3 separate regions of the Homo sapiens genome follow, and regions 2 and 3 are each linked to region 1. The links are chromatin loops, found by intact Hi-C in ENCODE. Cell type or tissue: heart right ventricle. All regions are shown on one strand.

What was found. Hi-C counts contacts between places; a loop is a spot of excess contacts. Peaks named below come from ENCODE experiments on the same cell type or tissue, not always from the same donor. Only the 100,000 strongest peaks of a DNase experiment are listed, where the experiment ranks them.
Region 2: a loop joins it to region 1, with 4 times the contacts of the local background. A loop is called at or near these places in 27 of 110 quality-filtered maps.
Region 3: a loop joins it to region 1, with 2.4 times the contacts of the local background. A loop is called at or near these places in 7 of 110 quality-filtered maps.

The regions. Positions count from the first base shown.
Region 1 is chr1:99,703,230-99,711,229 of GRCh38, forward strand. FRRS1 (ferric chelate reductase 1) reads right to left here. Exons shown (of 17, transcript NM_001361041.2): 15 at 7,577-7,720; 16 at 5,969-6,030; 17 at 741-5,891. The coding sequence ends at 5,799. Among named protein-coding and RNA genes, the nearest start is that of FRRS1, 59 kb to the right of the region's middle. In heart right ventricle, CTCF peaks have their summits at 4,521 (motif pointing left) and 4,727; a DNase peak (open chromatin) is centred at 4,512; H3K27ac peaks cover 2,708 bases.
Region 2 is chr1:98,789,923-98,797,922 of GRCh38, forward strand. No RefSeq gene overlaps it. Among named protein-coding and RNA genes, the nearest start is that of SNX7, 130 kb to the left of the region's middle. In heart right ventricle, CTCF peaks have their summits at 4,549 (motif pointing right) and 4,757; no DNase peak of the experiment used is centred here.
Region 3 is chr1:99,522,530-99,530,529 of GRCh38, forward strand. No RefSeq gene overlaps it. Among named protein-coding and RNA genes, the nearest start is that of LINC01708, 39 kb to the left of the region's middle. In heart right ventricle, a CTCF peak has its summit at 4,776 (motif pointing left); no DNase peak of the experiment used is centred here; H3K27ac peaks cover 631 bases.

The sequences.
Region 1 (8,000 bases):
CTGTTCATCAGTTGATGGATATGTGGGCTGTTTCCATCATTTGGTTACTGTGAATAGCACTGCTATGAACATTAGCTTTTTTCCACTTTTTTTATTGTGGCAAAAAATACATAATAATGATAAATGCTATTAAAGTACAGTTCAGTACATTACGCATATCCACAGTGTTGTACAACCATCACTACTATCCATCTCTGAAACTTTTTATCTTCCTTAACAAACTTTGTGCCCATTAAACCCTAACCTTGGCCAGGTGTGGTGGTTCACGCCTGTAATCCAGCACTTTGGGAGGCTGAGGCAGGCGGATTGCTTGAGGTCAGGAGTTCGAGGCCAGCCTGGCCAACATGGTGAAAGCCCGTCTTCACTAAAAATACAAAATTTAGCCAGGAGTGGTGGCACATGCCTGTAATCCCAGCTACTCAGGAGGAAGAGGCAGGAGGATCACTCGAACCCGGGAGGCAGAAGTTGCAGTGAGCTGAGCCCACAGTAAGTTTGTCAAACGGGTCAAAGTTGTCTGCAGCTCCACTTAGCCTAGAATCCAGTCATGCCACTGCACTCCAGCCTGGGCGACAGAGCGAGACTCCATCTCAAAAAAGGAAAAAAAAAAAAAAAAAAAAACGCTAACTTCCCATTTCCTTTCTCCCACCAGCTCCTGGTACTCGCCATTGTACTTTCTGTCTCTGTAAATCTGACTAGTTTAGGTACCTCATATAAGTGAAATCATATTAATACAATAGTCGTCCTGCGTCTGCTTTATTTTATTCAGCATAATGTTTTCAAGATGAATATCAAATATTTTTTATAAAAAGTATACATTTTACATGCAAAATTTATTAAGTTTAACACTGCAATCAAATGGCAAAGACATCATCAAAAACATGTACGAAGCAAGCACCTTTTGCTGGCATCACTTCATTGGATCCTCACAGCTGCTCTGTGAGATGGGCTTTACAGATGAAAGAATAGAGCCCAGGGAAGATAAGTGACTTACCCAAGGACATGCAGCTTGTAAACCAACAAGCAAACATGCACATTCAGGTCTTCTAATTTCCAGTCCTTTTTAATTTACAGGATCAGCTGCCTCCCATCCCATTTATAAGGATGGTCAAAACAAAAAGATACCAATGTTGGACAGCAAGTCAGGGAAGGAGCTAGAACTTGATAAACTAGCTTTTGTAAGTGATAACGGGAGGGAAGTGCTGGGAAGGGCGTGGTCCCTTTAAATAACAGGAAAGGAGGGAAAGGAAGTGCTGGGTAGAGGAGGGCGTGGTCCCTGGCGAGGGCTCCACCCCCAAACCCGTGCCCACGGGTCTAAGTGAGGACAGGCACCCCTGCCTTCAGCGCCCAAATGTTGCATTTCCTAAGACCACCCTGGCTCACCACGCCCCCATCCTGTGCCTATAAAAACCTCCAAGATTCTAGCAGGCAGACACACAAGCAGCTGGACGTGGAGAGGAACACATCGCAGAAGACACAAGCAGCTGGACAGCGAGAGGATGTGGATGGGAGCACGCCAGAGGAAGAGCACACGACAGATCCCAGCATGCCGACAGGCCACGACTGGCGGAAGGAGGAACAGTTGGCGGAGTTTGGCCGGGGCAATCAGAGGAGAGCCCAGGCAGTCTAGCGGCCCAACTCCAGGGGAAAACCATCTCCCTTCTGGCTCCCCCATCTGCTGAGAGCTACTTCTACTCAGTAAAACCTTGCACTCGTTCTTCAAGCCCAGGTGTGATCCGATTCTCCTGGTACACCAAGGCAAGAACCCAGGGATACAGAAAGCCCTCTGTCCTTGCAATAAGGCAGGGGTCTAATTGAGCTAACACAAGCTAACTATGGACAGCTAAACTAAAAGAGCACGTGGTAACACATGCCCACTGGGGCTTCAGCTGCAAACATTCACCCCTAGACATTGCTGTGGGGTCGGAGCCCCACAGCCTGCCCATCTGTATGCTCCCCTAGATTTGAGCAGTGGGGCACTGAAGAAGCCAGCCACATCCCCATTCCACACCCTGCAAGGGGGACAAGGGAACATTTCCCGTTTCACTGAGAAGGGCATTCCAGGCTGGTAACCATCTGTGACCTGGGTGCAGAGATGAGCTTGGTAGGGGCTGCACAAGGAAGAAAGAAGCAGGATGTGGATAGGAACTGTGAATATCCTAATCTGATTTAAAAAGGACTCTTAGAAGAATCTTTCCTTTCATTCCAACCTATAATGGATTATCTTAAACAAGGACCTTTGTTCTTTTTTTCCCTGCCTCATGAGAATATACAGATAAATAGAATTTCAGCCAAACACTACATGTGCCCTGAGAGCTTCCTAGTTGGCATCTGCTGCATTTGTCTTTTCCCACTGCAGCCTGGACTGGTGCAGGATGTGGAAGGGATGAGGTATTGCTTAACACACATTAGAGACAAAATCCTTGACAAAAATAAAGTACTAAAGTGAATTTGATTCATTTACTTGATAACCCATACTATAGACTACCTTTGCCCTTAAGATTGATTTCTGCAGACCAGAGAATTTTTTTATTGCCTCAGCTATTAATGCCAGCCCAACCACAATTTTCTAGAATTTCTTTCATTTCTTTCTGAAAAGCACACACATCTTTATTTCATATTGCATCACTTCTTTAGAAGAAAACATGATTTTGCTCATTGTTTTTGGCAACATTGCTAAAGATATAAAAGCATTTAATTTAACAATAATTACTATCAAAAGAAATAACTTTTGAAAAACTTCCCAGAGTGTTTATTACAGAAACAAAAAGAAAAACTGAGAGGAGTGAAGACTAGGCATTTGCAATTTGTGGATACCAACCACCCATAAGCAGAAGAAGAATAATTTGGTTCTAATCAAAAGATTTGGTCTATTTGGGGCCAGGTGCAATGGCTCATGCCTATAATCCCAACACTTTGGGAGTCTGAGGCAAGGGGATTGCTTGAGCCCAGGAGTTCGAGATCAGCCTGGGCAACAAAGGGAGATCCCTTCTCTACCAAAAAAAAAAAAAAATTTTTTTTTAATTAGCTGGCTGTGGTGGTGCACGGAGTTGGTGCCTGTAGTTCCAGCTACTCTGGAGGCTGCAGTGGGAGGATCACTAAAGCCCAAGAGGTCAAGGCTGCAGTGGGCTAAGATCGCACCACTGCACTCCAGCCTGGGCAACAGAGTAAGACCCTGTCTCAAAAAAAAAAAAAAAAGATTAAATGCAAAGGCTTATTCGGGGAACTCTGTATGTAAGTTGGCAAAGACCAAAATAGTGCCAACATATGAAGCACTGAAAAAGAAAAAGTTAAAATATCTTAGCCTCAACACTCGAAATATAGCAAGCCCACATATTTGAAGACCAAACACATCAAGACTCATCTTTCCCTTAAAAGAATTTTCAGCTGGGCACAGTGGCTCGTGCCTGTAATCCCAGCACTTTGGGAGGCTGAGGCGGGTGGATTACTTTAGACCAGGAGTTTGGGACCAGCCTGGCCAAAATGTGAAACCCCCGTCTCTACTAAAAATATAAAAATTAGCCGAGACTGGTGGTGCACACCTGTAGTCCCAGCTATTCAGGAGACTGAGACAAGACTCGCTTGAACCCAGGAGGTGGAGGCTGCAGTGAGCCAACATTGCACCACTGCACTCCAGCCTAGACAACAGAGTGAGACTTTGTCACAAAAAAAAAAAAGAGAGAATTTTTCTTTGTCAGATGTAGAATATAACTTAAGAGAAATTTATTAACATTTAAGCTCCTTAGTATAGAAAACTGGAGGAAAATAACTTTAGTACACACTTAATTTGCTATACTAAATTTTTTTAATAAAGACCTTCAAAAGGAAAATTTAGATTATAAGTAGCATGGCACATATAGAATATGAACACAGAAAGTTCATATCTAAGCCCTAAGCCACTTATGATAAACACCTATAAAAGGAACAAAAACTAAACTTCCACATTATTTTACCCAGTAAAAGATGTAGGCTATTAGTAGAAAGTTGGTTAAGTAAATTCAAAAAATAAAAATATAAAAAAGAAATAATGAGAAAATTTTTGAAAAATATTAATAAAATAAAGATGTAGGCTACATAGCTGAGGCTATTATTCACACCATATAGAAATTAGGTTCTCGGGCCAAGCAGAAACTATAACATAATCAGAAAGAATACCTAAAGAAATAAAGTATGACTTCCTAAATTTTTTATTTTAAAAATGCCCAGTTTATTTATTTGCTTTGCCTAAGATAGCTGCATTCATTATTACAGGGTCAGGGGACTTGTAAAAACAAATATCAATTATTATAAATAATCACAGAAAACAAATAAACTGGAAAATAAACAGCGGTTACTAATTTAAGGTTTTAACCCTTACCCCAACCACCCAAAAAAAGTAGCCATTTTTAAAATAAAGATTAAGAGTTGGTGGAATTTAAGGGAAATGCCATCCGGTAATGTTACCTAAATACTAGAAAGGAATCAGCACAAGGAAACAGGAACAAAGCAGTGCAGTACTTCGGTATTACAGCGCCACCCACTGGCTAGAAGTCCTCATAGCACATATGAGATGTAGCCATAAAATAGATGAATTCTTGAAATAAGGAATATAACACTGACTATTCTGATTCAGTAGAACATAAAAAATGTCTAACAAAACAGAACCAGACACATTATATTATTTCTACAAGTAAACAGAATATCTATTAGATATGTTCACAAGGGTTTTATCAATTTTGAAATCCAAGTGTATAATCCCCAAATGCTGTAAGGACTTAAATTTTATAGCCAAAACAATTAACACATAAAATGCTATTTCATCTCTGTAGCTGAATACATAAATAGTATCTTTAAGTAAAAGATGCATACTTGCATTTCATTGCTAAGCAATTCATAATATATTTAAATGCTGGTAAAACCTACAATGGCATCTGCTTCACTTCTACCTTTACTAGAGAAGTAACAAAATACACTGAGCAAAGGATATGTCCAAAAAACTAAACTGAAAAACAGTTTCTAAATAAAGTCCACAGACCATTCAGATAAACTAGTAAAAATAGTTTTTCTTTAAAGTACCACAGCACCTTTGTAGTTCAAAATATATTTACCATAGGCTGGGCGTGGTGGCTCACGCCTGTAATCCCAGCACTTTGGGAAGCTGAGGCAGGCAGATCACAAGGTCAGGAGATCGAGACCATCCTGTGAATGGTGAAACCCTGTCTCTACTAAAAATATAAAAAAAATTAGCCCGGCATGGTGGCGGGCACCTGTAGTCCCAGCTACTCAGGAGGCTGAGGCAGGAGAATGGTGTGAACCCAGGAGGCAGAGCTTGCAGTGAGCCGAGATTGCACCACTGCACTCCAGCCTGGGCGACAGAGCAAGACTCTGTCTCAAAAAAAAAAAAAAAAAAAAAAAAAAAAATATATATATATATATATATATATATATATATATATATCGTAATATATCTCTTTATTATCCTAGTGACATCTGTTGTGATTTTCCAAATCACTATTTATTTTCTTAAATACCAACATTCTTAAAATCTTGGCATGAAATATTTGAGAGTTACTTCTCCTGAAGTACAATCTTTCCTTTAAGACCCAGAATTACATATAGGGCATGACATTAATTTATAGTCTATATGACCCTCTTGAATGTTGTTCTCTAAAGGCTGGACTTCAGAATTCCTCTACAGACATGACCCCAGTCTTCCAAGTGAGAATTCACAAATATGCTCCAGGCAGTCAGGACAGGCTTCAAGTTTCTTTGGTTTGATGATAATTATCACTTGGCCTGCAAAAGCCAAGGTCTTTGCTTGCTCATAGATGGTTGATTGCAGATAAAAATATGATGAGAAAAGTAACATTCCCACAGACATAAATTGCCAACACTGCCTTTTTAAAAGCATGACCCTGAAAGAAAAATTGAGATATGAAAAAAAAAAGTATTACCATTAAGGTTTGTGTCAATGAACAAGAAAAGGACTTACCTCTGTTTCCACTGCAGTAAATGACTGAAGGATCTGAATTCTGTCATCATCCAATATTTCAACTGTCAAGAATAATAACATAAGTTTTTAAGGGCAGCGTTATGCAGGTAAATTAAATTTTTTAAAAAAACCTGATTTGTACTGTTCACCCCAATTTCCAGGGTAGAAATTCTCCCACTCCAAACTACTAATTATTGCAGACTTCCTGAACAATTAAGCCTCTCACAAATGTGGACAATCTGGCAAGAGCACACATTTGTTAAATAACTTAAAATATGCCTTCTTCTAGTCATTAAACACCACCTCAAAGTCATAACGATCTAAGCTCTTTGGTTTTATTTTTGATTGACAAAATATTGTATATATTCATGGTGTATGACATGATGTTTTGATATATGCATACATTATAAAATAGCTAAATCAAACTAATTAACATATGATAACTATCCAGGTTTTAAGTATATATGTATTTTAGACAGTAAGCCATCAGCCAAGCATGGTGGCTCACACCTGCAATCCCAGCACTTTGGAAGGAAGAGGCGGGTAGATCACTTGAGCCCAGGAGTTTGAGATCAGCCTGGGCAACAAAGTGAGACCCTGTCTCTAAAAAAATTTAAAAACTTAGCTGGGTATGATAGCACGTCCCTGTGATCCCAGCTAGATGGGAATCTGAATCAGGTGGATGGCTTAAGCTCTGGAGTTCAAGGCTGCAGTGAGCTATGATCACACCACTGCACTCCAGCCTAAATGACAGAGTGAGACTCTGTCTCAAAACAAACAAACAAACAAACAAAAAAACAGTAAGCCATAATTCAGTGGTCATCAAAAGCCCCACATATATAAGCCTATCAAGGATCAAAAGTAGCAGGACAGATATGTACTACTCAGCTCCTGAAGCCACCCCAGGCTCTCCTAAGTTTACAACATATACACTAGACAACAAAGAATTTTTGTTTTTAGAAGGCCACCTTCACTTATTTTGGTGGATGAAAACCAGGCAGGACACAAAGGACATTTAGCCTAGAATCCAGGCTAAATGATACCCATTCCCTACTAATTTCTCCACTCCTAATGGTGGCTATAGGTATCCTGACCCTGCCTGGCACCAAAACAAACCTTGTCACTAAAGAGCAAAAGCAAAATCAGTCCTTCCTATCTGGCTTGCTCCTAGCTACATAATTATGCACATGACAACCTAAATGATAGCACCCAGTAAATTTGTCAAATAGGTCAAAGTTGTCTGCACCTCCATCCAGTGTTGACTTTGAGTCTCTTCTTCCTCCATCTCAGGGTTTCCTCAGCTCTAGGCATTCAGAGTTCCCAGTCCATACTGGCTCTAAGTCAGACCAGCAAAGTGAAAGTACTTACAAGGAAGACTCCCTGCCTAAAACCTAAAACCTTTCCTTTATATCTTATTCACAACTTCTAATAGTAACAAATGTAAAAAAACAAAGGCAGAAAATCACAATTTCTAGCACTGGCTGAGTGATCACAAGTTTTTAGTGAGCTAACAATGTAGCAGTCAGCCATTACTATCGGGAAGCGCATTCTTTTCCAATGGTTTGTATAGAAGTGCTTCTACATAACATGGCTTTTTTACCAGGTTACCTTTGCGAGAGAGCCGATAAGCATGTACCTCCAGAACAACCTCAGTCCCAACATGCCAGGCTACGAATCCGGTCATTGCATAGGTTTTCCATGAATCAGGAAGATTCAGTCCTGGTAAATCCATTCCCAGGAACATCGCTGCCACTACATACAAAAGAAAAAAGTTACATTCAAATGTAGTCCCACCAAGAGAGACAATTGTGTGTTTGTGTATGTGTATTATCAAGTAAAACATACTAAAAGAGTTTGAGATAAAAGAAGATTAATATCTAAGACCAAATAGTTAATTCAGACTTTTAAAATTATAAGGCTAGATAGGGCAAGATGGGCAACTGATTATGAATTACCAATTGTGGGGGGCGGTTTAGGGCATATTGCGTAATAATGCTGGAGTTTGGCCTTCTAGTGAACCCATCACCCAAGT
Region 2 (8,000 bases), 910 kb before region 1:
GAAGCCATCATCCTCAACAAACTAACACAGGAACAGAAAACCAAATACTGCATGTTCTCACTCATAAGTGGGAGATGAACAGTGATAACATGTGGACACAGGGTGGGGAACAACACACACCAGGGCCTGTTGGTGGGTGGAGGGTGAAGAAAGGGAACATAGAGGACAGGTCAATAGGTGTAGCAAACCACCATGGCACACATATACCTATGTAACAAACCTGCAAGTTCTGCACATGTATCCTGGAACTTAAAGTAAAATTTAAAAAAAATACTGAAAAAGAAAAAATATTTATAGGTCTATTATATAGTTATAACTATTATTAATATTTGCCATAACTTACCTACATTTTTGTACGTAAGTACATGTTATAATAATACTATGTAAAACTGTGTATCTTGCTTTTTTCACTTGATATTAAAGAAGAAATTTTTGTACTAAATATTGATTTTAATAGCCATTATAAATTCAATCATTTAGACATACCATAATTTATTACCAATCTCCTGTTGCTGTATGTTTACATAGTTTTAAATGTTCCACTATTATAAATAATATTGCAGTATTCATCTTTTGAATAAAGCTGCTTTCTTGGGAAAGTTTCTCTGAGTTGGAATTATTTTCTTAAGCATATCTGTAACCTAAAAATGTCTCTTTCTAGCATAAGAATTCATTATTATCTACTGAGCACTTACAATGCAACATACCAAGATACCGTTATGGCATAAATTATGCTTTGGGTGGTTGCATATTTACATGTGTTAAGTTGGTGCAAAAGTAATTGGTTTTACTTTTTGCAATACTTTTGCACCAACCTAATATGTCTCTCCCATCAGACTATGGGAGTCTCCCATTGGACTATGTCCTGAGGGCAGGACATTTGTCTTTCATCCTTGTATTTCTGACACTCAATGTAATATCAGGAAAATGGATCATAACCAATACTTGAACTGAAATTAGAATAAAAATATGGACTGTTATCAAACTCACACTTCACTTTCATCATAATCTCAGGTGAGGCCAGTAGTTCTGATAGGAACAGGAGGCAGGGAAATTCTTGGCAGAAGAGAGTGGGTCCCCAGTGAGGGCCCCACCCTCAAGCCTGGAACCGCGGCCCAAAATGAGAACATACATTCCTGCTTTCCTGCTTCAATAATGCCTTTTCCAAAACCACCCGTGGCCCGCCCTGTCCCCTATCCTGTGCCCATTAAAAACCCCGGGCTCTCCAGCAGAAAGAGGAGGAGAGGGGAAGCAATTGAATGTCAGAGACTGTGGTTGGATGTCAGAGAGAAGAGGCTTGACTTCAGAGGGATAGCTTGATGGTGTAGCTTTGGAAAGTAGTCCCTCTGAGTAGGGCTGGACTCCAGGAGAAGATTACCTCCCCACTGCATCCCCTTTTCATCTCCTCTTCCTGCTGAGAGCCACTTTGATTGGCAATAAACCATCGCCCCCCCCCATTTCCATCTCCAATTTGTTCCTGCAACATCATTCCTCTTGGACACTGGACAAGAACTCCAGTGCAGGTGCAAAAGGCTGTCACACTGACCCTCCACTGAGCTGTTAACACTTAAGCCAACTGCAGATGGCAAGCTAAACAAGCACTGAGTGTAACACTCCTTCTGTAACACTCCTTCTGGGGCTTCAAGAGTCCCAGGCATCCCCCTAGACGCTGCTGTGGGGGCAATACGGAATTCATTCCTGCTGGCACCCAAAAGTGCTTGCCCTGGATCCTGCACCTGCTCACCTGTGCGCCCCCTCTTGTGAGGGGTAGAATGCAGTGAGTTCATGTGAGTGGAGTTTGTCCCTGCTGCCACTGAAGCACCCAGCTAGGTCCAGCGCCCGTGTACTCCAGTTCCTGCCCACAAAGGGGTCACGGAGATTTCCTGCTTCAGTTAAGAGTTTTACCTTCACCCATATTTGACATTTTCCAGTCACTGTGAATTTGGCTGTTATATAGTCTGTGTGTTTTCATCCAATTCGATGGTGCTGTTTATTTAAACACACACACACACACACACACACATAAGATATTCTCTAAATTGTGTAATAATGTGCCTGCATTTTACTGGAGATGGCTCCCCACTGAAAACTATTAATCCCACCACAAATATGTTTACTTTTTGAGATTCAAAAACCAAAAATAGTGATAGGATCTTTGACTTTATCTCTGTGTTTGGTCTTGCTACCAACTGCCAACTGATTTTGAGATTCCAAAGGAAAATCTTTTCATATGTGCCTTCTGAGCATTGCATACTTTATGTCCTAAGAATTTAGGATTCAACTAGCTCTGCTCTGAGGGTGGGGTGTTTTGGTTTATAGAAATATTGAGGCAGCAATGCATCAGCAAGTTTGTATTGGGAAGAGAGATGAATATTTCAAGCTCATATTCATACTGCCTTGGGAGGAATTTGTAATCTGGATCCCACAGCTGTTGCTAAGTGAACCAATGGGGTCGTTTTCCTCTGGCTAAGCCAGTAGGGGGTTCCCAAAGCCTGTCTCTCCTGCAAGATGCTCTCTGCATTTTTATTACTTGCTATAGCCTTAACAACTGTGTTTGGAAATGCATGATTTTTTTCAAAAAAACCCTCTTATAAATTATGTATGTCTCTATTGACTTAAAATCACACTCATTCACAGGTTCTGTGTTTGGGAGAAAACAAAGAGCATTTGGATGGGGCTGGATTCTTAAAACATTTCTCAAGACAGGGAGCTAAAAGGAAAGACTAACTTATCTGAGTATTATATGTGAGGGTTTCTGAGGTGATTTCATAAAATCTGGGGAGGGGGGAGTTGTGTGCCTAGCATGCTGAGATGGGGTCCATCCGTTTTATCTGCCTCTCCTTGGTAGCACTGTGCTGCTTCAAAAATGGACTCTAGATCTTAAGGCTGGAAGGCTTTGTGATGGCATGAGGCTGTCAGCTAAGGGACAGTAGAAGGGATCACGTTTTAGAGGAAAGAATTTTTTATAAAGTAGACATTGGGGACAAACAGTTTGTGCCAAATTTTCTATATCACTATGCAGCTCACAGCAAAACAGTGCTTTGCATATAGTAGGTTCTCTGCAAATCTTTGTTAGTCTCCTATTGTATTCTTTGGTTTTAGATTTGAGGAATTCCTTGGGTCTGTTTAATTCGTTTACTTTTGAAGGATAAACACATAAAGATATATTAGCAAGATATGGTTATATAATATAAACATAGCAGCCTCTGAAAACACTTGCTGTTTTTTTGTTTCCATGAAACTTGCTTTAGAAAGAAAAAAAATCAAGATTTTCCCCGATATTGTTCTCGTTTTTAGAGTTTCTCACTTTAATCTGAAAGGAGGCATTGAGTTCTTTGAGTCACACTGTTCTTATCCTTGACCCACTTAATTCCTAAAGTTGATTTCTTGTTTTTAAAATGCACATTACATCATCTGTTTGTATGAATAATTGCAAAAAAATGAACTTATGGTTAAAAATCCCCTGTGATTCAAAAAGCTGGTTTTTATGACTTTTAAGTGTGCAATATTGAGTTGATGAACATCATAAGTCTTTTTTTTAATTTAACAGCAATATATTTCCCTCACTGAGCTTTGACCGGGTCTTATGAAGAGGATTCTCAAGTGGAGCCTCAGAGAGCAAGGCAGTCATTATTGACTTTACTAAAGCTTTTGTGAATATATGTTGCCATATCACCAACATTTCCGTGATTTAAATTCAACACTAAATTGGCTCTGGTAATGTTAACCAACAGATTGGATGCAATTCCAGTAGCACATATTCTGACATCTTATCTAACGGATCTTAGCTGTTCTCCTGCAGAAATAAGTTTGGAGCAGGGCTGCAATGCAACCTTAATTATGGGGTAGATGGGCCAGCTACAATAGGATGTTCTGCTGCTAGATGTTCTGTTCCAGAGAAGGATGCAGTCAGTTCAAGCTGTTTTTGACTGATGTTTCAGATTGTGGTCTAGTAAACAGGTCTGAAAATAGCTACTTTTTTAAAGACTGTAAATTCCTGTAAATTAGGGTATGATTTAAAAATTAACCCTAAAAAGAATAAGTGTTGAAGGATGGAGCAACTTTCAGTTTTGAATTACTAGCTGGATGCAGTAGTACTCCATTCTTAAAAGACAAGGAAGCGGGTCATTAGAGAGGATGCATCTAAATGCTATGTGTCAGAAAGGAAAGGAAAATGGAGTTTCTTTACTGCTGAAAAACTGTGTAATTAGCTGAGATAACAAGCATTGATATTTATTGTTGTGGAATGCAAGGAAGAAACTGAAAAACAAAACTCCTGGTGTCTCCACTCCACATCTGCTGAACTAATTTGGGGGTAATTTTATCATTTTAATCTGCATGTTGCTCTTCCCCAGTTGCTAAAGTACCCTGGTGCATACCAGATGTCAGACATTTAATGAGGCCTCCGAGGTTTGGGATAAATTTGATTGCAGGTGTTTAATGGCTGTCAGGCCTTTGGACAAACCCGTAAGCTGGTGGTTCCTGGTTTGCAATGATTCACAGTACTCAACTCTTTAGTAAATGTTAGTGGCCATTCTAGCCACTAGGAGGAGCTGGAGGCTACTCCATCCACTACTCAACAGGCAAGACTGGTCCAGATGTAAGAGCAAAAGATTTTACTGTAGTAGGGTACTACGGAGTCAGTACTATAAAAGATGGATTTAGATCTCAGCCCATAAAGATATGACTTGAAGGAGCATATAGTGGTTAAGAGTGATGGTTCCTAGGGTCTAGGTTTCAAGTCCTGCAAAATAGCAAATTTTCCTAAGTCTCAGTTTCCTCAACTTTGAAACAAAGTTAGTATTAGTACCTATCCCTTAGGTTGTTGTGAGCAAGAAATAAGATAATCCAGGTAAAGAACTTAGCTACACTGTTAGTACTGCCTCATTAAATTTATATATATATATAGTGATCTGATGCTTAGGTGTTCACTTTATCTTGGGGAATCCTCTTCTGTAGAGCTTGGATTCCAGCTAAGGTAGATGATGACTTGATCACCTATGCTAGGATCATCAGTTCCCTTACAGATGTAGTTTAGCCTAGTACTTTGAAGCACAGATTCTAGAGGCATACAGTTCTGAGTTGGAGTCCTGGTTTGGACACTTAGTAACTCTGTGACCTTGGGAAGGTTATTTAATCTTGTTAGATCTCAGTTTTCGTAATCTTTATATGAATAAAACAATAATAACTTAGTTACGTAGTTGTTAGGATTACAATGAAATGACTCTTGGAACTATGTTTTCAATAGTATCTCGTGCATGGTAGTACTCAATAAATGTTTTCTAGTATTATTATTCCTTACTCCCAATACTTTATTTACTTAAAAAAAATCTTCTGTTCTCTCTATTATACTTTACTTCAAAATTTCAGACATCATTGGCTATAGAAAATTTTTTTATAAGACAAGTAGGTCTTCCCATTTCCCCTGAACTAATTACAACTTTGATTCTGATCATCTCTACCTCGGTCACTTTAAGATTACAGACTGTTGGATCAGAATATACAGTGTTCATTTTCTTATTCTTAGATGTCTCACATTTTAGCTAACATGCCTGGATTTGAAGACCTGTTAAATGTGATATTGTGAGAAAGAACCTCTCAACATTAGTTTCCTCATCCTTAAAAAGGGACTAATAATATCTAATTTATAGCATTGCATTTTAAAATACTCTTATTTGGGTAAAGCACAGTGCCTGGCACATGGTAGGCACTCAAAAAATGAGCCAGATTGCTGAGGAAGATGGGGGTTGAGGGGCCAAGGGGTTCACATAAATTTTCACCTGGCTTCTTAATTTAATCCTTTCTCTTCCTTCCTTTGGGATAGATGTTTTCTCCTTTGTCCATTTTTATTTCCATTACTTTCCATGCCACTAGATCCAACCTCAAAATCTACCAGCCATTAAGTAAGGAAATATAAGCTGGTGCCAGTTGTATTGATCACTGATGCTTTGGTATTTTCATTGCTGATGGGAACAGTAAACAAGAACTGAATACATTGTTTAGATTCTCAAGAAAGTCAAACATTAGGGGGCTGTCAGGCTAGGATGGAAATCCGTGGACCATTATGGTTGGAAAAGGGCAAGGAGCCGATGGTCAGGGCCAAGTAGGAAGACATTTGGTGTATCAACGTATAAGGGACTCTAAAACAACTACAGCCCTTGAAGACATGGTGCCATTTAATTCAGGTTTCTACATGTAATTCCTTTTGTAGCTGGCCTCTTTCATAGTTTGGCTTCTGCCAAATTGAAGTGCACTTTGGAGTGAAAATTAAAACAAAACAAAGCATTCCTTGCCACCTGTGATGGATCTCTGTTGAGAATTTTTCCAACAGGTGACAATCACTCTGAGAACAGCCAGTTGACAGCTGCCTGAAGTCAGCAGTTAGAGCTGAAATTGAAAAATGCATGTGATAGTGCTGTTTAGTGAGAACTGGAAATTTTACCCCTAAACTTTAAATGCTCTAATATACCTGCCAAGATGTTTTCTGATTTAGAATATTGCAAAAGAAACTAAAAAGAGAGAAAGAACTACCGAGAAGGTAAAAACATTTTGCTGACATAAAAGACACTAGAAAAGAGCTTTCAATGGTACTTTGAACAGAACTTTGTAATATATTCTTATAAGGTACTTCTATATTCATGCATATAAACTATGAATAAAGAAAACTACAAAAGAAAAGAATATTCCAAATTAAGTTAGAATATTACATTAAATGCAGTGCATGTGACTATCTTAGTTATCTTAAATACAATGAAAGAAGTATAAAAAGACACTTTCTCTCTATTTTAATAAATAATTGTTGGATGGATATTTTGGAGATAGTGGTTTAGATGTGCATGGAATTACTAGCTAGTCCAATTTATCCATATGTCTAGATGTGACTCTGGTATGGAGTACAAGATATTCTGTTATGAAGTTAGATGAGCTGTCTCTGCTTTGATAAGAAATAGGCTACTAATATGTCTAGTGATAGAGATGCTGAGAGTTAATCCTGGATAACAAATGAAGGGGAAATTAAGTGAAAATGTTAGCAACACTGAACTCGACAAGGTTCGTTTTGCTATGTCACATTCCATAAGTGTTGACTCATCATCTCTAACATATCCTCTAAAGTTGGTGAAGATCCTTTTATCTGTTTTTAAGGGATGTGATCACAGACAGAAATTTTATTTTATGTATTTGCTACTTCTAGCATCTACAGCTAGTTACTGGAATCTCTGTATTCCAATTAAAAGTTTCTGGGAATAAATGGGACGGGAGTGGAGAGCAGAGAAAGTAAAATGCCCTGTGTGGATCAGGTTGAACAAGGCATGGGGCCATGAGTTAAAGTTCTTTAAGGGTAACTCATGGGTAGGGGAAGGAGAGGGGTTGAGAAGATGTGGTAGGCTGCGCACCCAACCCCAAGTGTGTCAAAAATACATTCCCTTTACAAATGAGGAAATGAGGCTCTGTTTTCCTCACTGTTTAGGATCTGAGTGCGATCTGAAGGCTCTGAGCCTTCAGGCAATTAAAAGGTAATTCAAGGTAATTCAAAGTGAGAATGGTAGTCATTGTTAAAATACACGTGGCAAAGTCCATCAATGTGTTGATAACTACTGTAATACTTTTTGAAATATTAAATTCTGTCACATATATTTTTCTTATTTTTGTGTGTGTCTGTTTTATTGTTCTCTAAGCATATCAACTAGGGAATAGGCAAGTCCTTCACCACTCAGAAGAAAATCCTATGCTACTCTGAAGGATGAAAAATGAAAGCACTGACTTTTAAGTTCTTTGTGGTTTCCTGAATATAGACTTTGTCTTAGAAGAGGTTTTGTGAATTGGGGAACTTTTTTCCTAGTGGCATATGATAATATGGGGCTTTTTGCTTTCTGGTACGTAATGCCCCAAAAACCGTATTTAATGAGAAAATATAGCATGATTTATAATCCATTCAAAGGCATTCAAACACAGATTTATTTTTTATGTTAATTGAAGGCTGAAGGGTAACTTTTGTTGCT
Region 3 (8,000 bases), 180 kb before region 1:
ATTTCATGGCAGATGAGAGGATAAGAGAAGGTGAGAGAGAGAAAAAGGCCAAGAGGGGGCCAAATTCATATTTTTAACAAGCTCACTTTCTAAATAACTAACTCAATCCTGTGATAACAACATTAATCTATTCATGAGGGTAGAGCCCTTATAACCTAATCACCTTTTATTAGGTTCCACCTCTCACATTATTGCATTGGGGATTAAGCTTTTAACACACAAAGTTTAAGCGACACATTCAAACCACAGTAAAGAGTATAGGTAATAAGCTAAATATAAAAAGCATATAAGAATTTTATGAAGTCATAAGAAATCCTCACTCCAAAGGAAATCAAAAGGTTGGGGGAAAAAAAGATAGAAAACAACTAGCAAGATAACAGATTTTAGTACAAGCCTGTCAACAATTATACTAATTGCAAACAGTCTAAACATATGAATTAAATGAACATGTTGGATTGGATAACAGAAGCAAGGCCCATTTACATAGAAGATATAGATAGGTTAAAGTAAAAGGATGTTAAAGATATACCTTGAAACACTAATCAAAGGAAAGTTGAGCTGGCTATAATAATATTACACAAATTAGACTTCAGAAGAAGACACTCTATCAGAAATAGAGTTTTACATAATGTTATTATAGCCACCTCAACTTTCCTTTCCCTCACTTAAAAGGCTCATGCTTTTTTTTTAACTTTTATTTTAGGTTCAGGGGTACATGTGCAGGTTTGTCATATAGGTAAACTCGTGTTATGGGTTTGTTGTACAAATTATTTTGTCTAGGTACTAAGGCTAATACTCAATAGTGATTTTTCTGCTCCTCTCCTTCCTCCCACCCTCCACCCTGTGGCAGGCCCCACAGTCTGTTGTTCCCCTCTTTGTGACCACATGTTCTCATCATTTAGTTCCCACTTATATGTGAGAACATACAGCACTTGGTTTTCTGTTTCTGGGCTAGTTTGCTAAGGATAATGGCCTCTATCTCCATATTCCTGCAAAGGACATTATCTCATTCTTTTTTATGTCTGCACAGTATTCTATGGTGTATATCTATTACATTTTCTTTATCCAGTCTACCATTGATGGGCATTTAGGTTGATTCCATGTCTTTGTTATTGTGAATAAGCACTAAATAATTAAAAAAGAAGAAAACCTCAAATCAATGATCCACACTTTCAATTTTAGAAACTAGAAAAAGTAGACCAAAATAATCTCAAACCAAACATAAGAAAATAACAAGTAAAAGAGCAGAAATCAATGGAATTGAGGACAACAACAGCAAAAAGACAAAATAGATAAAACCAAAAGTGATCAGCAGGAAACAGCCAGCATAGTTTCCTGGCACCTCCATTGCATGATTTGTAGCAACATACTCCTAGTAAGATACCTCCTCATTCGCATCTTTTCTTGGAACCCTAGCTTCAGATTTCCAGCAAGTTCCACCTGTGCAGCACCCCCCAGTGAGTTCTCCACCATCTAGTTACTCATAACTGTGTCCTCCAACAAGGTTTGTGTCTCACCCCCAGGGGTTGGGGCAAGGGGCAGGCTCTTTTTTGGATGTTCTATCTCAGCCCTGGAAGTAGTAGCTGCTTCTTATATGTGCTATTCTGTATTCTTTAAACTTCTGTTTCCTTTATATTAATTAACCCTTTATTACTCCAAACCCCATTACTCCAAATTATTATACTTAACAATTCTATATATTTAACTTTGTTCAAATTACTTATCACTGTGCAGTTTCTGTCTCCTGATTGGACATAGACTGATACAATTACACATTATTCTTTTTCAGACTCAGTGATTTGAACATCATATGGAAAGCTTTTAACTACCCTCCTTCTAAAGATCTTCAAGCCACCTCACTGCAGTTCCTATGTTCAACCCCACTCTAAAGAAGAAGTGGGGAGTCTATTTTAATTTTCTTGTCATACAGGAAATTGCCAACATAGCATCTGCATATAATACACCTAAAGAGGCTCGTATCTTTTTCTCCTTGAATAGAAGGTGTAATAGAGCACTTGTGCCTTCCATCAATTATTCATTAAATCTCTCCCATGAGATGAGCCAGTTAGGAGAAAAGAATTGTTCAATACAGGAATAAAGTTTCCATTGATAGAAAAGCCCAATAGGAGAGCCAAAATCTTGATTTCTCATTTCACATGCCACCTAAGACTTCATTACAAGACTGCATTTCTTTCCAAATTAAAAAAAAAACAAATAAGTAAAACTCTGTGCATTTCCAAAATCCCATGTAATTTTTCATACTCTTAATATTTTAATATCATATACTTTTCTACTTAGAGGCTTATTCCTTCCATGTCTCTAATTAGTATATGTTAGGAGATGAGAATACCATCTACAATAATTAAAAGAATAGAAAAAAGGATACAATAATTTGCTTTTCATGTGTTTATTCATTTGTAATCAACAGATTTGGAAAAAGAAACGGCAAAATCCCTGAACTATAGACTCCAGGTAAGAAAAAGAATTTGAATCCATTTATTCACATCATTCACCAATACTTGAATACCCCACAGCACTCTCACCTCTGTAAATATCTCACATTATGGGAAACTCAGTATCAACATGATAGTTCATCCTATATATGGACAACTTATTGTTAGAAAGTTCTCCCATTTATGTTGAACTATTATGTTGCTCTATTAGCATTGTTCCTAGTTTTGTTCCTTGGGTTCATGGGGAATGTGCTGTGCCAAGTGTTTCAAATATCTAGACCTCTGCCATGTTCCCCTTGCTACACTCTGCATTTTTGGTAATGAAGAACTTTAGCCCACTCTGTAAACAAGATTCCTGAAACAAAGATAGTAATTCTAATCAATAATGATATGAGACAAAGATTTCCTCACCCACCTCCACGTAATTACAAAAGATTATTAAAGAGGCTAAACACCCAGGTCCAACTTCACAAGAGTCTGAGAGAAGTAAAACTAAACCATCTGTCCAGAATTTCTTCTGACCAGGAGCCAACTCAGCTCAGAAGTACTTCCTTCTTCCCAGAGCACTCCCTTAGAATACCAGAACCTGTGAGATCTCTGCACTTCTGGAGAATGAGCCTCTGATCCCAGGATCTGGCCAATTTTTTCACAAAGGACTTGGCAGTATATGGCTATCTTGTTGAATATGAGATGTGAAGGAAGATATTTTATACTTACTTTCTCCAATGACAGGTAAATGCTGACAGCATTCTGTTTATAGTAGCTGGTTAGGATACAGACAAAAGGTTAAAGCTCAAGTTCGAAGACCCAGCATTTTTCATAGACCCAGTATTTTTTCACCAAGGGAGTGGCCACCACATGCTAAAATATACATTCAGTTTTACACCAGCTAAGAAGAGATGAAAAGATTCCAGGTCTCATGGAAAAAATGACTGAAAAACAGCATCAATGGAATCTGGAATTTAGAGCTCACAGATGGGGCCTTGCATATTAATCTTGGTTCTGGGAAATACAGGCTCCAATCATTTGCCCTCAAACCCACAAGGTAATCATTATTTCTTCCTTTTAAAATGTCTAAATGTTAATTAATATTACATTGTGTACACTATTTAAGGTAGCATACGCATCTCAAAGGAAGTTCAAAATTGAAGATACCCACTAGTTATGTTCACTCTGTGACAGAATGTCTTGAACTCCAAACACAATTGTAAGCACCAAGTGTACAGATGATATCAAAACCTAAAGCTGGGCTAGATTACGGAAATAATATCAACTCTGTGAATGAGCTCCTCCTTTACATTGGAAGGAAGGGGCAATATGTTTCAATAGAAGATAGCAGATGCTAAGGGCCAAAATAGCTACGTACACAAAAAGAGAGATATGTCCTTGGAGGATCCAGCAGATGAGGAAAGCTTCCCAGAGAATGTAGCCCTTAAGCTGTACCCACGAAGGAAAAGTAAGATATAAATAAATGAAAAGGAGATTACAGGGCATTTCAGGTGGTAGGAATGGTGTGATTAAAAAATGGAGAAGCAGGATATGCAAAGCATCTCCATTGAACAATTTGTACCGTTGGACTGGAAAGGATTCAGGAAGCGAAAAGCATAAAAGGCAGATAAGTCAGAAGCAGAGGGTAAAGGGTCTTAAAATGCTTAAAACGATAACGAAAATTTCAGTTTGCTAGGAACAGTAAAGTTCCCATAAAGAAGAGTTTTTTTACCATGACATTGTTTGGAGCTGCTGGTTCATGGTGATTATAAAAAGTAGACTGAGTTTAGTTGACATTGTTAGTATTTTTAAACTCTCTAGGGACAATGCATCTCCTTTTTACCTGCACATAGGGACTGACTACTGCTCCCATGTTCCTCTCGTTATCCTACTGATTTAGAAAAAGTTACAAAAACTTTCCTTTGATATATGATGTTCGTATTTGACATGGTTAAATTTCTCTCTCTCTCTCTCTCTCTCTCTCTCTCTCTGTAAGTACCTACAATATCCTTGCTAGGAAGGGCTAAGTCTTTAACATACATTATCTCCCTTAATCCTAAAACAATCCCGTAACTATTAATGTTCCCACTTCATAAATGAGGAAACAGAGCTTAGAGAAAGAAGCTACTTGGCTTGCCCAAGTTCACGCAGCCGACACGTAGGAACACAGAGTCAAATTCAGGTATTTCTGGTACTACATTGCATGTCTATAACCAGTTTCTCTATCTTAGTTCTCATCAATAATTAGTAGTTTTGCTACTATTTACAACATATTTGTATCATGTTTTTAACATTGCTCATGGAGTTTTTCTCACACATTCTATGCTGCCACCATCTGGTCTCTTATAAAACTTTCAAGCTTTTCTTCTGGAGTCATTCTCAGTCTTATCAGAGTTTTGCATTCCCTTGAAAGAGGGCTGAAATTGGTGTGGACTGGATTTATATAGCTTGAAAATTCTTCATCTTATCAATATACTCCCCTTTACTCATCTGCAATGTGTAAGGGTCATAAAAGATTAAAATGGAAATTAATTGGCTAATGAAATTGTACTGGCAAAACAGAAATTCATAGCAAATGAGCCACTATGCAAAAATGCTGCTGAGGGGATATGTCAATTCCAGATTCAGAGTACAAAGAGAGTTTGATGCACTTTTCCCTTGGTTAACTGTGAAAGCCTCGCATTAATGAGTAAGGAAAGGTAGGCAAAGAGGAGCAAATCAATTAGGTCGTATAGAAGAGACTGAAAGGGCAGGGAAGGAACCAGGAGAGATTTAGTGCTTAAGTCATCAGTTTCTAAAAGGCTGATGGCCATAATCCTATGAAAAATAAAACATGTTCACATTTGTAAGAACAATGAAACCGTTGCCAAGTCCTTACTAACATCTGGTTTCTTCTGCCCAGTTTCTATCTACCACCAACCACTGATTGTATTAAATGAGATTCTCCCTCATGTGAGAGGCAGGGGAGAGAAAAAAAAGGATGCATGATAGGAAGACAACATGTTGATGTATGTATTTGTCTATCTTGCATTGCTGTTAAGGAATACCTGAGACTGGGTAACTTAGAAAAGAAATTTATTTGGCTCATGTTTCTGCAGGCTGTACATGCATGGCACCAGCATCTGCTCAGCTTCTGGTGAGGCCTCAGGAAGCTTTAAATCAGGTGGAAGGCAAAAGGGAAGCAGATGTGTCACAGGTGAGAGAGCAAGAGAGAGAGGAGGTGCTGGGCTCCTTTATTTTATTTTTATTTTTTATTTTTTCACTGAAAGTAATCAAGAAACTGGCTCCTTCCAACAACCAGCTCCCACATGAACTAACAGAGCAAGAACTCATTTGTTACCATGGGGAGGGCACCAAGCCATTCATAAGGGATCTGTCCCCATGATCCAAACACCTCCCACCAGACCCTACATCCGACATTAGGGATCACATTTCAACATGAAATTTGGTGGGGACAGATATCCAAACTACATCAACATGGAAGGAAGGAGAAAACAGGGAGACTGTAGTTCTGTGTTCTGATGTGCCTCACCATCCTCCACCTGTTTGTGAATAGTTAAATCAGTTGATCTTAAAGTGCCTTTGCAGTTCCCACACCTTGGTGCCCTTGTTAAGAGTATAACCTTAATACCATATTGAGATTATGGGAATATTGAGGATGAAAAATAAGACAACAGGTGTTTAGTGCCTACTACTTTCCAGGCACCATGTAAGGTACTTCAAACCCACTGTATCATTTAATTGGTCTTCACAGTAGCCCTATGAAATAAAGATCATTATGCCTGACCTGGCTCTTACTGTGTGTCAAGCCCTATTCTAAATACTTTAATCAATTAATATTCACCACAACCCTATGAGAGTAGGAACTGTCACTGACCCCATTTTCTAGATGAGAGATCTGTGGCCCCGAGAGGTTAAATAACTTACCCAATAGTACACAGTAAATGTGGAGCTGTTCAGCTCCATTTGGTTGCAGAGTCCATGCTCTTAAGCAGTACTATACTCTAACTTCTCTTCAATACACACATACACCCTCACATACAGGTATGCACACGTGTCCATGCAACCTGACTTCTTACACACAAGTACATGGAGCCATAGGGAAAGTAGATTCAGAGTTCGGATGAACCAGGATGCATCACATTCTCAGTATCCATTGCAACACTCTCTCTCTATCTACCTGACAAGGAGTCAGAGGAAATAAACCAGGTGACAGAGAAGCTGACTACGATAACATTTACAACTGCCAGGGCTTGGAATTCATACAACCTCTTAGAGGACAGAGATTGGCCTTAGAATTTCCATAGCTATAGCTGTAACTGTATTATAATAGCTTGCTCAGGTTACCATAACAAAGTACCACAGACTGGTTGGCTTAAATAAGAAATTGTTTTCTCACAGCCCTGGAAGACAGAAGTCTGAGATCAAGGTATTGGCAAAGTTGTTGTCTTTTGAGGCCCTCTCTCTGTCTTGAAGATGGCTGTCTTCTCCCGTTGTTTCCACATGGTTTTTCCTCTGTTTATGTCTGTTTCCTAATCTCCTCTTCTTATGAAGACAACAGTCATATTGGATTAGGACCCACCCTAATGACCTCATTTTAACTTAATTATCTCCTTAAAGACCCTGTCTCCAAACACAGTCACATTCTGTTCTGAAGTACTGGGTGTTAAGAAATCAACATGTGAATTTAGAGGTATACAGTTCAACTCTTAACAACTACTCAATAAAAAATGACACTCTAACAGTTCATAAATTAATTATGTTCAGAGGTGGATGCATAATTCTTAGTGACATCAATGTAAATTGTCTAGGTCAATTAAATATTGAAATCAATAATGTTTAAAACTGTCCTTTTTATCTTTTATCTCTGTAACAAAATGAGAGATAAACACCTTTAATACAGAGGCAAAATAAGATTCAGAAATTTTTAAAAGTTAATTTTGAGAAATGGCTCCCTTTTAAGAAATGCCTCACCAAAATAAATACACAAACTACAATATCTGATATTTCCAGAAATAAAGTTCAGCTTCCTTTATGAAAATTCTTATCATAAGTCTGGGGTTTAAGCTTTCCAATAAAAAATAGACTTGGACTCTGTGACTTACAATTTTAATGTATCTGTAAGCTGGGACTATAGAGGGTTTGTTTCAATACAAACTGATTCTGAATACTTGATTTCTTCAGTAATCATGTATTTGATTGCCCATAGAAGAACAAGATTTCTCAAACAAGTTACATTATTATTATGTCTAGACTACCAACAACACCCTGAGGAGATCCGTGTTTTCACATATGCAAAGCTTTGGAATAAATTCCTATTGTCAAAATAAATAAAAATAACTCAGTAATTGGTTTTTAATTAAGTATCCATGTATATCATTATTAATTTTATACATTCAGTACAAATGAAGCTGTCTCAATATAAAAGAAATTACTAGTGGGTAGTAATTATAAGCCTACTATACTTATATTTTAAGTTCATGACTAATACTCAAAATACTAATAAACAGATCCTCAAAAAGTAAAATTTGCCCTAAGAAATAACAGAAATACCTTTTC